2 separate regions of the Mus musculus genome follow, and region 2 is linked to region 1. The links are chromatin loops, found by intact Hi-C in ENCODE. Cell type or tissue: gastrocnemius. All regions are shown on one strand. Each heading gives the region's core, and the rest is flanking DNA. Links, peaks and the distances in the headings are about the cores only. Region 1 overlaps Slc39a14 (solute carrier family 39 (zinc transporter), member 14). Region 2 overlaps Sorbs3 (sorbin and SH3 domain containing 3).

Evidence for each region. A loop is a pair of places that touch in the nucleus more often than their neighbours do. Peaks named below come from ENCODE experiments on the same cell type or tissue, not always from the same donor. Only the 100,000 strongest peaks of a DNase experiment are listed, where the experiment ranks them.
Region 2: a loop joins it to region 1, with 2.4 times the contacts of the local background. A loop is called at or near these places in 17 of 42 quality-filtered maps.

What each region holds. Positions count from the first base shown.
Region 1 is chr14:70,298,230-70,306,563 of GRCm38, reverse strand. Slc39a14 (solute carrier family 39 (zinc transporter), member 14) reads left to right here. Exons shown (of 10, transcript NM_144808.4): 10 at 1-3,097. It also overlaps the pseudogene Gm4240. Among named protein-coding and RNA genes, the nearest start is that of Ppp3cc, 13 kb to the right of the region's middle. In gastrocnemius, for the core only: a CTCF peak has its summit at 3,398 (motif pointing right); no DNase peak of the experiment used is centred there.
Region 2 is chr14:70,194,992-70,203,325 of GRCm38, reverse strand. It overlaps Sorbs3 (sorbin and SH3 domain containing 3), which reads left to right. Exons shown (of 21, transcript NM_011366.3): 2 at 1-54; 3 at 278-395; 4 at 1,784-1,977; 5 at 3,981-4,044; 6 at 7,365-7,403; 7 at 7,820-7,913. Among named protein-coding and RNA genes, the nearest start is that of Gm26908, 4.3 kb to the left of the region's middle. In gastrocnemius, for the core only: CTCF peaks have their summits at 4,724 (motif pointing right) and 7,964 (motif pointing left); DNase peaks (open chromatin) are centred at 4,744 and 7,935; H3K4me3 peaks cover 1,117 bases; H3K27ac peaks cover 3,337 bases.

The DNA of each region.
Region 1 (8,334 bases), core at 153-8,152:
CAGCTCTTTAAAAACTGGCACAGACTTGTCTGCCTGCATTCAGATGTCATCTGTTTCAAATGCTCTGTCCTAGGAAGAAGCTGCCCTGGGAATCTCTAGGTAGTGCCTCGAACCGTTGTCTCCCGACCCTTTCCACTGATGATTCTGGAGCTGAAACGCCACATGTAGGACACGCCTCCCTTTTCCTTCTGGCCACCCTCCTCCCTTTCTCTTGGAAGAAGCACTGAGAGATGTGGAATCTTTTACAATGTAAAAATGAAGCCAGTGGTCATGGTTTGGTTAGAAGTATCAGTGTGGCTTCCAGCTTTGGGGCCTGTGATTCTAAATGTGTGTACCCAGGATTTCAGGTCGGTCCATTTTGGCATGGGTTCTCATGTTTTTACAGAGAAGAGGGCAGAAGACAAGACTCCTGTGTTTTTCAGTCTGTTAACTGTTCTCTGAAAAGGCTGACTTTCCGATGAGTATGGCAGGCAGAGGGGCAGGGGATTGCCTGAGTGAGGAGGGGGTAGAACTAGTGATGGATGTCCTGTCTCCTTGGTGCTCGGTTTCCACCAGGATGCTGCGTGCAGGTTGCTTGCAGCATCTGGAGTCACATAATCATCCAGGCGAGCCACTGTGGGCATTCTCTGGCGTGGCAAGAGGTCTGCTAAATCAGTTGTTTTTGCCCTGATCCTCACGCCTTCCTATTGCTTTCTTTTTCTAGTTAACTTTGTAGATGCCTCACGGGGAGCACGGTCAGAGCACATTTAAAGGTTTTTGCATAGGAGGGAAACTGCACAAATCAGTCTCCCCTGGTCAAGACCTCTGCCAGTAGAACCTGACTCATAGAATCAGGACACAGTTGTTTATGCCTTTTTGTGACCAAGGTGATTGGGAATGGAGTCATTGCAGGCCAGACTTAGGACTTGCTAATTGCAGAAATAATAGTTGAATACCATGGGACTCTGGACCTTGAGGTCAATTCTTGAGGTCAGGACTGCAGACGTCATTGCTGCCAATGGGTTTTAAAGGACACCATCTAGCTACCACTTCCTCCCCGGTCCCAGACAACAAGATTGAATACTGAATTGAATCGAGTGTAAATTGCTTTCATTTGGTCCAGGAAAACAAAACAAAACAAAACCAGATGCTTGACATTTCACACCACAAGCCAGCCTCAGGCGCTGTGCAGCCCCCTCCTCAGAACTCTGGCTTCCAGGGGAGCTAATCTCCAGGTTCACTAAGTGAATTAATTTATTATTATCATATTGATACATGGATTCCTTAGCCACTTTGGAGAGCCAGTCTCTCCCGAAGCCTTTCTTAGTGGTGCCCACAGTCACAGTCCAGGAGCCATTGTTCGCATGACTTACAGTACTGAATCATTGCCAATCCCTGAGTCTTTCTGTTCTTACCACAGGAAAACTGTCCATTAAAAGCAGTGTGCATATATATATATATATATATATATATATATATATATATATATATACATATATATATATGCACTCACATGTATTCATATATATATATATATATATATATATATATATATATACACACACACACACACACACACATGTATGTGTGTGTGTGTGTGTGTGTGTGTTCATTCTTGTTCTTCTTGGGGAAACATGCTTGAAACCAGGAATCCTGAAATCCTGAGAACACAACTGGGGAAACAGAAATTTGCTCAGTTTCTCTCCCTGCTCTTGCCTCTTGCCTTTGAGACAAGGCAGCAGGAAGAGGAAAGTTCAGCAATCAAGGTACTAGATTGGATGTCAGGACCAGGTCCTGGTAGGCTTAGGGTCCAGTTTTACCAAAGAACCAGTTCCTTCAATGTTAGAAGCTAAGCTTTATGTTACCGTCATGGTTGTTGGTGTTTGAAGGCGAGTCTCATCTCTCCTGTTCTATTTCTCCTACAAATGCTTTAGGAGGTAGCAGAAATTGACACTCAAAGTGTAAGACTGAGCAGGCTGTGTGACTCGTACCTGTAATCTCAGCCCCTAGGGAGGCAGAGTCAGCAGGCTCAAGTTTTATACCAGCCTGGGCTTCATAGTGAATAGCAGGCCAGTCTGGGCTACATAGCAAGCTCCTGTGTCAGCAAGACAAAATGAAGATAAAAAACCGTAAAATTTAAGATTGTAGGTCTGAGGGTGTGGCTCAGTGGTAGCACGTTTTTTGTCCAGTGTGTATGTGACACCCTGAATGTCATTCCCAGCACCACCACAGCCCCCCCCCCAAAGGTTGAAAGATTCCACTTTACCTAGCTCATGCATTATATTTTTAACTTTAGGAGTTCCCCTAGCTCCTGTCCTTTAAATGCCCTTATGCTGGAATCGGATGGTGGCTTGGTTTGTTTAAAAGAGCTTAAAAAGAGTCTTAAACATGAGATAGACTGTCTGCCATGCACCCTTCCTGTGAACTCAAGAACTTTGAGGAAATCCTGGGGCTTCTTCAGGGCGGAGGGCTGGCATCAGTCAGACACAGGTGGGGCGTGGGAGCCAACTGATAATCCATTGCTATTGGCAACAGATTCGCCCCATGAGTTGAAAATGTGGCCGTTGACCTTCTTTTGACTTTTAAATGTTGAACTTGCTGTTTTAAGCATCTGTACATATAAGAGGCTGAAGGGGCTACGGGCTGCTTAGCGGACACTTCTCCCCTGGCCTTACTGCCCATAGCTTCTGTTCCCTGTTAACACTAGCAAGGAAAGTGCTTGTCACACAGAGGAGCCCTCAGCCAGGCCTTGGATTCTGTCATTGGAGGACCTCATTTCTGACCTCACCTTCAGTCCTCCATCCCCGCCCTCCAATACTTAGGGTCACCAGGGGGAGCACTCTCCGGTACCCTTCACCTGGGTTTTAAATGGCTTCTCTCTGTCTGGATCACCTAGGATCCAGTTTTAGTGAACCCTCTTCCAAAGAGATACAGATAAGCTGGATGATTTTTTGCATAAAGAAAGAGGATTTTACTCATAGTTCCCTTTACAGTTCCATCACAGTATTTTTTTTAAATAACTCAGGTGTTATGAGAATTAGAAAATAAAATAATTTATGTCATGTGAACTGTAAATGTTTTATTTGTAAGATTCTATAAATAAAGCTATATTCTGTAATTGGTGAGTCCCAAGTGTCGGCTTGCTTCAGCCTTAAGAGCTGGGGCATACTAGTCAGTCATCGATGGGAGGAGAGGCCCTTGGTCCTGGGCATTCCCCTATGCCCCAGTATAGGGGAATGCCAGGGCCAGAAATTGGGAGTGGGTGAGTTGGTGTGTGTGTGGGGGGGAGGGGCTTTTGGAGGGGAATCCATGAAAGGGGATAACATTTGAAATGTAAATAAAGAAAATACCTAATTTAAAAAAAAAAAAAAAAAAAAACGAGTTGGGGCATAATGAATCTTTGACACAAGGTGGCGCTCGTCTGTTGCTGATTTACAAAGGGTTGTTTGGATTTGGCTATGGGGATTTAGAAGGGACTTCCTATATCATATAACACACTTACTTTAAAATGACTCACTTTGGGCTAAGCTCAGGAACAAAGCACTTAGCCATGGATTGCGCCTTGGAAACTGTAAAGACTGTAGAGTTCTGTATTGAACTTCACCCATGTTGGTTTTTTTCTTTTCTTTTCTTTTTCTTTCTTTTTTTTTTTTTTTAACTTTATCTGCATTTATTTTTTGCTGAATTTATTCCAAGGCCATGAGTTTTTGTTTCTTCTGGGATATCTTTTTCTTCTGTGCAAGCTCCTCTTCTGGCTTTGGAACGATCTGTTCCTTCTCAGTGAGGATCATCTCAGTGTGGCAGGGGGAGCTCACGTATGGGTTAATCTGGCCATGAGCTCTGTAGGTCTGTCGGCACATCTTAGGTGCCTTGTCCACGTGTCCAGTGACTAGAGAATCTATGTCTAAACCCTAAGTTCAGCATTACTTTCTGCATTTTTTAGCATGATTCAGCATTCTTTTTTGGCTACCATCCTTGTGTCCCCAGCCCCACTGTTTTGGCCTGGGCAAATTATACCGCCAGACTTGCACACATTGCTTATTTGGTTTTTGTTGTTGTTGTTTGTTTGTTTGCGACAGGGTTTCTCTGTATAGCCCTGGCTGTCCTGTAACTCACTTTGTAGACCAGGCTGGCCTCGAACTCAGAAATCCACCTGCCTCTACCTCCCGAGGGCTGGGATTAAAGGCGTGCGCCACCACGTCTGGCCCACATTGCTGCTTTAAAGTGAGATCCTTCAGATACTTGGTGGCTTTGCAAATATGCATACCCTTGATGGCCTGGGCAGTTTCCTGGGTGTTCTTAAAGTGAACACGAAGGTTTGAACCTCTTGATTTGATGATTTTGTGGAGTTTTCTAGGTCAAGAAAGTAATGAACTATCTTCACAGGTCACCTCTGGCCACTTACAGGAAGAGAGCTTTCCTTTATTTTCTTACATGTATTGTGTGTGTGTTTGAGTGGGGATGGTCATGCATGCCACGATGTGTGTGCAGGTCAGAGGACAGCTGTCAGGGGTTGGCTCTGGGGACCAAACTCAGATCATCAGGCTCAGTGACAAACAACCTTACCCACTGAGCAATCGTGACCCCTTTTTAAAAAATAAGGAGCTTGGTTTTTGTTGTTGTTGTTGTTTTTAATAATTACTGTTAGTCATAAGATGGTGCTTACATGTGCATTGCTCTGGCTTAGCTCTTATTAGAGGGGATGCCTATAGGGACTCACGTTGATGGTCAAGACATCGTACAGTGTGAGGGGGCTAGAGATGGTCCAATAGTGTAGAGCACTTGCTCTTCCAGAGGATGCAGGTTCAATTCCCAGCACTCACGAGACAGCTCACAACTACCTGTAACTCCAGTTCCAGGGTATCTAACATCCTGCCACAGAGATAACATGTAGACGAAACACCAGTTGTACTGGCTGGTTTTGTGTGTCAACTTGACACAGGCTGGAATTATCACAAAGAAAGGACCCTCCCTTGAGGAAATGCCTCTATCAGATCCCGCTGTAAGGCATTTTCTCAATTAGTGATCAAGTGGGGAGGGCCCCTTGTGGTGGTGCCATCCCTGGGCTGGTAGTCTTGGGTTCTATAAGAAAGCAAGCTGAGCAAGCCAGGGGAAGCAAGCCAGTAAAGAACATCCCTCCATGGCCTCTGTGTTAGCTCCTGCTTCCTGACCTGCTTGAGTTCTAGTCCCGACTCTCTTTGGTGATGAACAGCAATGTGGAAAGTGTAAACTGAATAAACCCTTTCCTCCCCAATTTTTCTTGGTCTGATGTTTGTGCAGGAATAGAAGACACCAGTGTACCCAAAGTAAAAATAAATTAATTAGTTTTAAAACACATTTACATTGTGAATTGTTGAGTTACAAGAAGTATCCTGAATACCAGAGTCTGCTCATTAAAGAGTGGAACCACCTGAAATAGTATCCTGATACCCTAAGATTTCAGACAGAGCTTGTTAAGGTCTATTCTGGTCTTAACTAGGATGCAGTCAAGGACTTCTCCAAGCCCAGCCTAAGGCAAAACAGTTTTCTGATCTTAGAATAGCTCTGCAAAACAACCTATTTTGAGACAGCATCTACAAATCATATTGGTCTTCCATTGTGTGTGTGTGTTTGTGTCTGTTTTGTAGAATTTACAAGTGTATACCACTTATGTGTCCAGTACCAGAGAAAGCCAGAAGATAGCATCAGATCCCCTGGGACCCGGTTAGCAGAAGGTTATTGGCCACCAACAGTTGAGCTGGGGATCAAGCCTGGGTCTTCTGGAAGAACAACTCGTGCTATTAGCCACAGAGCCATATCTCACATTGGTCTTTTAATTTGCACCAGATCGCTCCACGTTTGCTGGTGTTGTCAAAAGGATGTTGGCCGTGGCACTGGCATCCACCTCTTCTCTCCACCCCCTCACTGCTCTCCTAGGCTTTGTGTGGTTTTCTCCTTTGCAGTAACTCATTTCCAGGACTGGCATTGTGAACTGACGTCTTCACACTAAACTTGCGGCTGGAGGCTTCAGTTGCTTTCTGATACATCAGCAGCTGCTCTGCAGAAAGAATGAATGAGGCTTAAGTGACACACCTGCGTGTCTGTGGGCTGCCAGACTTCTCCTTATGACAGACAGCACGTTCCTGAGGGATGGCTCTGCTTTCTGCTTCTCATCTGGCCCGTGTTTGTTTAGAAACACATCCTTGAATGAGGCAAAAGTCTGGCCCACACAGCACAGAAGTAAACAGGCCTTTAAGATGATTAAAACGGTCACTGCAGACATCCCTTGGTAATACTCTTAGCCAGCTAAGCCCTTGGGGTGGGATGGGGTGAAATGCATTGAAACTGGAAATGTCTTCTGAAATAATTAGGTGTCTGCTCCTCTTCTTCTCTAGTCAGTGATACTTGGATCTGATTGGAGGGAAATCTGTTCTGAGAGATTGCAAAGATACTCTATGTGGACTCAGGTCAAAACACTGGAAAAAACTAAATGCCTGCCTGTAGCATGGGATATGCATACATACTCTTGGAGACTGATAGGTAAACCTTTATCAGTCTTTACCCAGGCAACACCCATTGAAAGTGACACACACACACATTAGAATGTGTGGGTCATCGCTTCTCGGCCTTTTGGCTAAGATCAAGTGTAGAATGTGTGGGTCAGCGAGATGGCTCAGAAGGTAAAGGCCATGCCTCTGCACTTGATGACCTGATATGACTGTGGCATATCAGTGGTTCTGAGTTCAATTCCTAGCCACCACATTGGTGACTTACAACCATCTGTAATGGGATAAGATGCCTTCTTCTGGTGTGTCTGAAGAAAGCGACAGTGTACTCACATACATAAATAAGAATTTTAGAAGATTTTTATTTTTAATTATGAGTCTGGGGGTGGGGTGAGTGCAGGTGCTCTCAGAGGCCACAAGAAGGCATCAGATGCCCTGGAGCTGGAGCTAGATGCTTGTGAGCTTTTGGAAACTGAACTCAGATCCTTTCTATGAGCAGTACACCCTCTTACACTGATCTGTTTCTCCAGCCTCTAACCCCCCCCCCCAGAAAACTGAAGTCAAGGATACATATGTATGTGTGTGTGTACATGTATGTATATATGCATATATACTCACATGTGTATGTTTGTGTTTGGAAAGATAGCAGCAGTTAGGCAAGGCCCTTATCAGCCTTCAGCTAAGTATGTCAGACCATACACAGACACACACACATACACACACACACACACACACACACACGCATACCAATTGCTTTCCTAAGACTCATTTGAAAGGAAGTGAGTTAACAGACTCTTCTGGTATAATAGCAGTCTTTGACCTTGGCAGCAGGTAGTGGGTCAGGTTGGTTGTAACATCAATTAAGGAATAACTAGAAATTCTCTGGCCTGGTAATCATAAGACAAGAAGTACTTCTCCCATGAGGCTCTGGGGGTTACTTCTGTGCCTTCTGGTTTACTCATAGTTACTCTAAACACTGAGGTTTTGAACAAATAAATTAGGTCCACCCAGTCCACCTGCATTTTCACAAACTCTAAGGTCCTCTTCTCAATGGAGGCCCCCGATGAATCCTGTGCTGAGGTAATTGCAAATAAGGCATTTTCTCTTAAACTGTATATTTGTCTGTTGGAGTGTGTAGCACAGCATTACAGCACTTGGGAGGTAGAGGCAAGAGGGTCAGGAATTCAAGATGGGTCGGGGGTGGGGGTGATGTGTTTACTTATAGATGCTAATGAAAAAACAAGCCAGGCATGGTGGTGCACGCCTTTAATCCCAGCACTTGGGAGGCAGAGGCAGGCTGATTTCTGAGTTCGAGGTCAGCCTGGTCTACAAAGTGAGTTCCAGGACAGCCAGGGCTATACAGAGAAACCCTGTCTCGAAAAACCAAAAAAAAAAAAAAAAAAAAAAAAAGGAAGAAACAAATATTTTTGTTTCATTTCTTCCCAAAGTGAGAGATTCTTTCAAGTGTCCCACAACTGTCTGCTTTTTTAAAAAATTATCTCTACTCATTGTATGAAGTTGTGTATTTCATGGAGATGCTATGATACATATATATATATATAATCTGCTTTGATCATACCTGTCCTCTCCTGCTCCCTATAACTGCAGGTCCACAAGTGGACTCTTTTAAGCTGTGGTCTGATGGTGTCCTATACACAAGTCCCAAGTCACAGTGTCTAACGGAAGGCCCAGTAATACACGCTCTGGTGTTGGTTCTTGCCCCTTATTTTGAAAATGAATGAACACTGAAAGACTTAAAGTTTTCTTTCCTAGGAATGATGATGGTTTATTTATTTGGGATTTTTTTTTTAGGGTGGGGGCACCCGTGCATGGTGTGTGTTTATAAGAATGCTTACACTAGTACAGAGGC
Region 2 (8,334 bases), core at 243-8,242, 100 kb after region 1:
TTCATCCCTGGTCACCTCCGAACCCATATAGGCTCATCCTCCCGGGGGACAAGGGTGAGTGAACAGCGAGGAAAAAAGGACACTGATGGGCCAGCAGTTGATGGGACACTAGCAGGCCAGGTGGGGGGAGCCGTGGATCGACAATATAAGGAGGGAAGACAGTCTGAAGGAAGCTCCTAAGAGCCTCCGAAACTTCCCCAGGAGGCCATTCCTTCCCAGTGGAACTCCTGTGGAGCCTCTGGGCCCTGAGCTTGCCGCTCCTGGCCCCTCCCCACAGGTGCCAGTGATCCGGAATGGTGGCTCCAACACCCTTAATTTCCAGTTTCATGACCCTGCGCCCAGGACTGTGTGCAATGGCTGCCCCCCACCCAGGAGAGATGGTTCCTTGAATCCAGGTGGGTCTGCTTGGGAAGATCTGCTCTAAGAACCTTACGCAGGGGATGGGGCAAGTTCCCTGTGCCACATGGAAAGGAACTGGATCTTTCAAGGCCATGAGAAGGTCTCCAGGGAACTGTGGGTTCAGCTTAGGGTTCTCTGTGATCCTGCAGATCTTGAGAAAGGAACCTTGAAGAGAGAACAGGCGGCTGATAACAGCCCTTCCCTCCCTCTTGACAAGGGAAGGACATGGCCCCAGGGGCCAAGAGAACTGTAACAGGGCCAGCAATTCAAATGGGACGGTGAGAATTGTTGGCTTAAGCATGGACAGGGACTGCCCAGTGTCCGGCCCCCCACCCTCCGCCACACGCACTCAGGCTTCTCATTCAACCCAAAAGGGCATTGGAGATGCAGCTTAAGAGCCTGGCTGCCATCTGGGTGGACCCTAAGGTCCCTGAGCTCCTGGGGACTCTTCCGTATAATCCAGCCCTTTGAGGAATGGCATCCTTTCCTGAGCATTCATTCCACTGAGTCAGGCATTGTGCAAAGGACCTCAGTCACTTAGCAAGGAATTATTGAACACTGGACAATCCTGGGCAGACATTTCACAAGCCTATCCCCCATTGAAACCAGCCACATCCAAGCAAATCAGGGTCCGTTATGGGCATCTTCCCAGTGAGGATCCAGTCTCAGAGATGCTCGGAGTAGATAAGGTTGCATTGGGATCCACACCCTTGACCATCTGGCCCTGAAGCATGTGTGCTATTATACTAAACTATTTAGAAACTAAATGTTCTGTGGGAAAGCTGGGGACAGAGGACACATGCCTGGGGAATGAGTTTCTGACCTCTCTGGGGGCTGTTGTCTGTATGTGCTATGTCCAGTGGCACAGACTAGAAGTCACCGTGTCTTTGCTGAAATTATTCTCCTTCTATACAAGTAGAAACCGAGGCACCACCAGGATGATAAATGAGCCTAAACGTAAACAACCAATAGGTGGCTGAGCTGGAGTCTAAATTTAAGTCTGTATCCCCCATCTGCCTAGCCCAGCCAATCCCCTACAGCCCAGAGTCAGCCTTGCCACACCCTAACTGGGATGCCCCTAGCATCTGCTTCAAGTACTCTTCCCCAGCCTTCCCTTCTGCAAACACTTAGGACTGTCCGAGGAAAACAGAATGGGTTGGGGATGAACACAGATTGCTCCAAACAAAATCCTCTTAAAATTCATTTTAAGTCATAAACAAGCAGAAGCCCGGGGTGCTGCTGCAGATGTGGTTTGTGGAGTCCACATCATCCAGTCTAATAAGGAGGATTGAAACTTTGGACCCACGGGGGTCGATGTTCAGAGGAGACAAGATCAGGTGGGGACCCCTGCCTTTCAGCTAATGACCCTACACTCCTCTCACAGACCCAGCATGGTATCAGACCTGGCCAGGCCCTGGGAGCCGGCCCTCTATGAGCCCGAAGCCACCTGCTTCCCAGCATGCCCAGAACTGGTCAGCCACATGGACCAAGGACAGCAAGCGACAGGACAAGCGCTGGGTGAAGTACGAGGGAATCGGGCCCGTGGATGAGAGCGGCATGCCCATTGCCCCCCGATCTGTGAGTCCAGGGCTGAGGGTCCCAGACAGAGGGGGCCCAGAGACCTCCCAAGCTCTATCTCTAGGAGTATAATAGGGGTGGGGCACAGAGGCCGTACCCACACCTTGTGTGTGGAGTCACATAGATGTAATATGATACAGATTTCAGAGATGGAAAGCCACCACTTTAAGGGCTGAACTTAGTAGGATACCTCTTAGTTTTGTATCCCGAGGGCCCTGCCTAGCACCCACAGACTAGCTGCCTATTTACCAGCTGAGTGAGAGGAGATTGCCATGGCTGGCAGGGAAGGATCCTGTATTCTACATTCTACAGAGGATTAGCGGGGCCCTGGCCTTCCGTGCTGGGCCAGCCATATTTCCTCATAGTCATGGACCTTTCCTGCTTTGTAAGGTCCAGATGTGGTGGATTATGTGAAATGCCCTCTCTCCCTACACTGTTACATGTGTTCATGTAGAAAAATGTAGACGCCTTAGGAATAGCCACAAGACTGCGGAGATAGCTCAGTCTGTGAACTGCTGGCCATACAAGCCTGAGTTCTTATCTCTGAAACATTACACACACACACACACACACACACACACACACACACACACACACACGCAGCTGGACATGGTAGCACATGCTTATAGCTCCAGCACAGAGGCAAGTGGATCTCTGAGTTGGAAGCCAGCCTGGTCTACGTAATGAGCTCCAGTCAGAGCTACACAGAAAAACCTTGTCTCAAAAATTAATAAATTAATTAATAGACAGTGCCTGAAGAATAGTAACTGAGGTTGACCTCTGGCCTCCATATGCATGTGCATGCACATACACATATACAAACACACACACACACCTACACCCACACAAACATGCACTCGCGCATGTGCTGTGCATGCCCATACAGATATGAAAACCACGAGGAAAATGTAAATCGGTCTCCATCTCCTGATGGAGGGTCATCATGCTCTACACTGAAGAGAGTTCTCGCATGCGCTGAATTCAGGCACAACATGCCACATGAAGTTGCTACAAAAGGAGCTGGGGAGAAGGCTCAGTAGTCAAAGTGCTTACTGCATAATTAAAGCTAGGTGCTGCAATATATGTCTACAATCCCAAAGCTGGGGTTAGGGGGTCACAGGCAGGTCCAGTGGCGTCCTGGCTAAGCAGTCTAGAGGAAACAGTGAGCTCCAGGTTCAGTGAGAGATCCTGTCTCAAAAAAAAAATAATAATCTTTTTTTTTTTTTTTTGAGGAATGGTGGTGCCTTTAATCTTAGCACTCAGGAGGCAGAGGCAGGAGGATCTCTGTGAGTTCAAGGCCAGTGCAGACTACATACTGAGTTCTAGGCCAGCCGAAGGCTATCTAGTGAAACATTGTCTCAAAAATTAAAATAGAATAAAAATAAGGGGCTGAAGAGATGGTTCAGTGGTTAGGAGTACTTGTTCCTGGAGAAGACCAGGGTTGGAACCCCAGAACCCACATGGCACCTCACAACTGTCTATAGCTCTGCTTCCAGGGACGCTAATGCTCTCTTCTGACCTCTAAGGATATAAGCAAAACATTCATACACGTTAAAAAAATTTTTTTAGAGTAAACAAATAAAAATTAATTAGGTAGAGGGCTGGTGAAAAGGCTCAAGTGAACAAAGGCAGTTACCACCATCCCTAATGACCTGAGTTTGATCCCAGAATCCATGTGGTAGCAGCAGAGGTCCTACTCCTGCAAACTGTCCTCTGGCCTCCGCATGTGTGTGTGGAATCTGTACATCCCGGTGGTGTGCAATTGACCCCTGGCCTCCACATGTCCGTCCATGCACTGGGATGTGTGCCTGCATGCACACAGGTGCACACACATGCACACACACACACATCAGCACCAGCACCAGAGAGAGTTCCCAGACCCCAGCCATCTATAGGGATGTCAAGGTGCCCGAGTTGGCTTGTCACTGGGGAGGGTGGGTGAGCAGGGAGGCCTGAGAAGGGTGGGTGAGCAGAGAGACCTGATTTTAATTTTCTGATCTCAGAGTGTTGACAGCCCCAGAGACTGGTATCGAAGAATGTTCCAGCAAATTCACCGGAAAATGCCAGGTTAGACACCCTCCCAGGGCCCAGTAGACTCCCAACTATCTGGAACCTGTGGGCGGGATAGAAGGGGGATTTCTTTGCTTATGAAATGAAATTCTTCTGACTCCTCTCTCCAAGCTCTCATGTGAGTGGTCCTGGAAACAGGCACAAACAAACAAACAAACAAGTTGGTGCCTGTAACTCCAGCACTCAGGAGGCAAAGGCAGGGGGAAACACAGACTTGAAGGCCAGCCTAGGCTACAAAGTGAGACTCTCAAAAATCTAAAAAAAGAAAGTGGGTTTGGGGGAAGAAAGAGAAGAGGAAGGGAAGGAGGCAGGGAAGGAGTTTCTCTGTTCTGTCAATGTTTGACGCCAAGAATGGCCTCCAGAATGTAGTTGAGTGGACAGCGACCAGCTGAAGTTTCCCCATGTCCTCTGGGGGCTTCCTGGGATTTCTCTGGACTTCTGGCTAGGCTGTGGCACCACCCGGAGCAGTAGTGTGAATGCAGCCAATACTGAGCTGCGTATGAGCGCTCTACAGGCCACGTGTGCATTGAATCAATGCTTGCCTATCTCTGAGGACTTCCTGTGCACTGAGCACTGTTCTAAAAAGATGCCCAATACACAGATGGCAGAAAGGGCACCCAGAAGAGGTGAGGAAGGACCCTGTGAAGACGCCCTTGAGCTTAGCCCAGAAAGGGTAGAGAGGAATGTGGCCAGCAGAGGGCGCTCCAAAAACCCAGAGGGGAAAACACAGCCAGGGAAACCCTGGATTAAGGTTAAAGGGGATTCAGGATGGGAATCATAGTCAGAAAGGTCATAGGGTCAGGTCTTGGGAGGCTTTGGGGGTTCCTAAGAGGGCTTTGACTTTTATTGGACAAGAAACCTGGAACCTCTGAGCAATTCTGAGCAGCAGAGTGAAGAGTTCTAACCAAGATGACCGGGAGGATCTCCCATACAGCTAGACACAGAAGAGATGGTGGGAACAAGGCTACCAATTCCCCTGATTGGCAAGGCTGGGGGTGGGAGTGGGTAGGAAGCCATCACGAAAGCTCTGCTCTTATCCAGTCTACACCTAGCAGTGGCCCAGTCCCGGGCAGTGGGATGGAACGGTATGGTAGTTCCAGAGACATTCCAAGTATAGCATTGGAATCTGCTGATAATGGAACATAACATGACAGAACAGCATGAGAGTGACTTTAAACCTGAGCAAGCTGAAGGATGGAGCTGCCGTTTGGCCCCCTTTTTGTCTTTCAGATCAGGTCTCATGTATTCCAGGCTGGCTTTGAACTCACCATGTAGCTGAGGCTGACAGACAGCTCTCAGTCTTCATGTCTCAGGGGTCACGGGAGTGGGCCTGGCTTTGGTGCTGACATTTGTTAGAGACAGGGAAGATGGCAGAGGAAACAGGTTTAAGAGGCATTTGGAGCCTGGCAAGGTGGCACATGACTTTAGTCCTAGCACTTGAGAAACCGAGGCAGGAGTTCAAGGTCAGCCTGATCTGCAGTGAGTTCTAAGACAGCCAGGACTAGAAAATGAGTCAACCAGAACAAAAGACAACAAGAACGAGAGGCTTTCGGTTTTCCAGGCCTGCCACACCCAAGGGAAACAGGCAGCGGAATGTCCTGGGCTAGGTCAGGGGCGAGGTCTAAAGCTGTATATGAAGTACCTGGGGTGCTCAAAAAGATGGCAGCCTCCAGTCCTAGACAGTTCCGACGTGTAGCCCTGGCAGATAGCTGTCCTTAGATAGTGGCTCCCTTCGAGACTAAGTCCCTTGTATGAAGCACCATACCCAAAGCCACGGCTCTAGGGCCCCATGGTGGTAGCTCTATTGGGAAGCTGAGGCAGGAGGATTGCCATGAGTTCTAAGCTAACCTAGGCTATGGGGTGAGGTCCTATGACTCAGTGGTCAAAGGCTTCCAAGCCTGACGACCTTCAAAAGCCACCTCGTGAAAGGAGAGGACTGACATTTGCAAGTTGTCCTCTGACCCTCACACACATGCTGTGGCACGCATGCATCCTCACACATACAGACACAAAAGGACATGAACAAACAAACAAATAAACAAACAACCCTGAAGGGGCTGCAGAGTTAAGTGGCTGCTTTTCTAGAAGACAAAGACTCAAGTCCCAGCTTCTGCATGGCAGTGTACAACTCTCTGTAACTCCCGTCCCAGCAGATCTGGCCCTCTTTTGGCCTCCATGGGGAACCAGGCACACCTGTGGTTCACAGACATACATACATATAAAATATAAAATAAGTGTAAAAGTATGACAAATTTAGGTATAAGTAGTCATATTTGCATATACCTGCAGACAGCCTCTCATAGATGTTATAGCACCCCCCAGATTACTTATATTTAATACAAAGTAAATACTGTATTAGTAGCTACATATATACACTGTACTGTCTTGTTTAGGGAATAATGACAAGAAATAGTCTGTGCACATGTGCAGTGCAGATGATTTATATTCTCAAAGTGGACCTGGTTGAACCCATGGATATAGACCCTATGGAAACAAGGCTGAATGTGTTTGAAAAGCTTTGAGACTAGCCAAGATCATACAGGGAGACGGAGACGGGGAGCCAGGGAGACGGAGAAACAGTCCTTAGGATAGAGCCATGTGGGTTCAGAGAAGCCCCACTGAGGCGAGGAATGCAGCTGAGAGACTGGAGTTCCTTTCAAAGAGAGACAAGGAGAGCCAAATAGTCTCCCTGTGGCCAGATGAGAGAAAGCAGTTTCAGAAGGAAGAGCTGTGACAAATGCTACCACTGAGTCAAGCTAGATGATCATAAGATTGTAAGAGAACTGACCATAGGCTGGGTGCAGTCACCCAGCAGCAGAGGGAGGTAAAAGCAGGCTCCTGAGAATGGTGTTTGGGTTTTAGAACCTCTTACTTGACTCCTCCTCCATCCTGAGCCCAGAAAGTCCTGAACATTGGGAGGTGTGGGAGTGGACAAAGAGTGAGATAAGACATTTGAGAAGAAGGTGCAGTTGGAGAAGGGAAGTGGGGAGAGGCTGGCATGGCCAGGACAAGCCTACAGAGGTCAGGAGAGGGTGTGTGTATTGGGGGGGGGGGGATTAAGCAGGAGAACCTAGAGGGTGTGGTTGCCGCCCATTTGGCTCTCCCAGGCCTAAAGGCTGCCAGAGGCAGGCATTTCAAGCCCTCCCAAGGGCTGCCTTCCTAATTCCTTCCCTCCCTCAGGACATTCTTCAGGCCCTGACTCAGCCCTCAGCCCCTGCTCCAGGCAGAAGGGAGGCTGGGAGCAGCTAGGCAGGCTCCTAAAGCACCCTGTCCTCACTCTGTGTTCCGTTGATGACCTAGTCCTTTCTGTTCCCTAGACCTGCAGCTGGACTGGACCTTGGAAGACCCACCCAAAGGTGAGTGAGGGGTGTAGGTTCATTGGTTGGAGTCTAGAGACGTGTGGCCTGGGTTTGGGGGCTTCCTGGGTGGTGCGATCCCATGAAAGAGTATTTTAATGGGCACCTCTGGGAACACTAAGTCCCCTGGTAGTCAATGACTAAGACTACCTTCACTGTCCAAAGAGGCCTTGTTTTGCCATCTGCTGACCAGGTTTCCCTGGGCCTCTCTTTTCTTATCTGTGAAATGGGGATATCACCTGTTCCGAAGCTGTTTTGGAGAGTTTGTATCGTAAATCTCTTGGGACAACGCCCATGTTCTATCCCAGAATCCACCTCTGTCCCTGTGAACCTGTTATCCAGGTGTTAGAATGGAGGTATCACAGCCTAAAGTAACTGCCCGACACTAGTCCTTGTCTGCCTTCATTCATCTCCAGTGGTTTCCGCACGCGCCTCTTCTGCAGAACCCAGGCATCTAGGGACCCTGCAAAGACCTGCCTCCAGGCCTGGCACAACTGAGACTTCTAGCGGGTGAGCTGTGGCCAAGACCAAATAGAGACTAGTGTCCCCTTGTGGCCAAACCAGGCACAATCTGGGAGCAGACAGGAAAGGGTCTAGAGGTGCTCAAAGGGGGCTCCACAGCAGCAGATATTCCAGCTCAAAGGATCAAAGGTAGCCAGGAACAGACTCATTCCTGTTGTGTGTCAGGAGCCAGACCCTCACAGATCCAGAGAGCATAAGTGATGTGTGCCCAGGGGATGAAAGCTGTTAAGGGCAGCTTGGACATGTGGCCCTTCCACTTTAAAAACAGAGAAAACCTATAGCATGGATGAACCCAGTTTTCTGTCAGACTGTGGCTCAGACGTGCCCTCCAGAGAGGAAAAGGAAGAAATTCCTTCCCCTGGGCTGAGTATTTAGGGGGTGCCAAGCAAGACTCTGCTACACCTTGGGG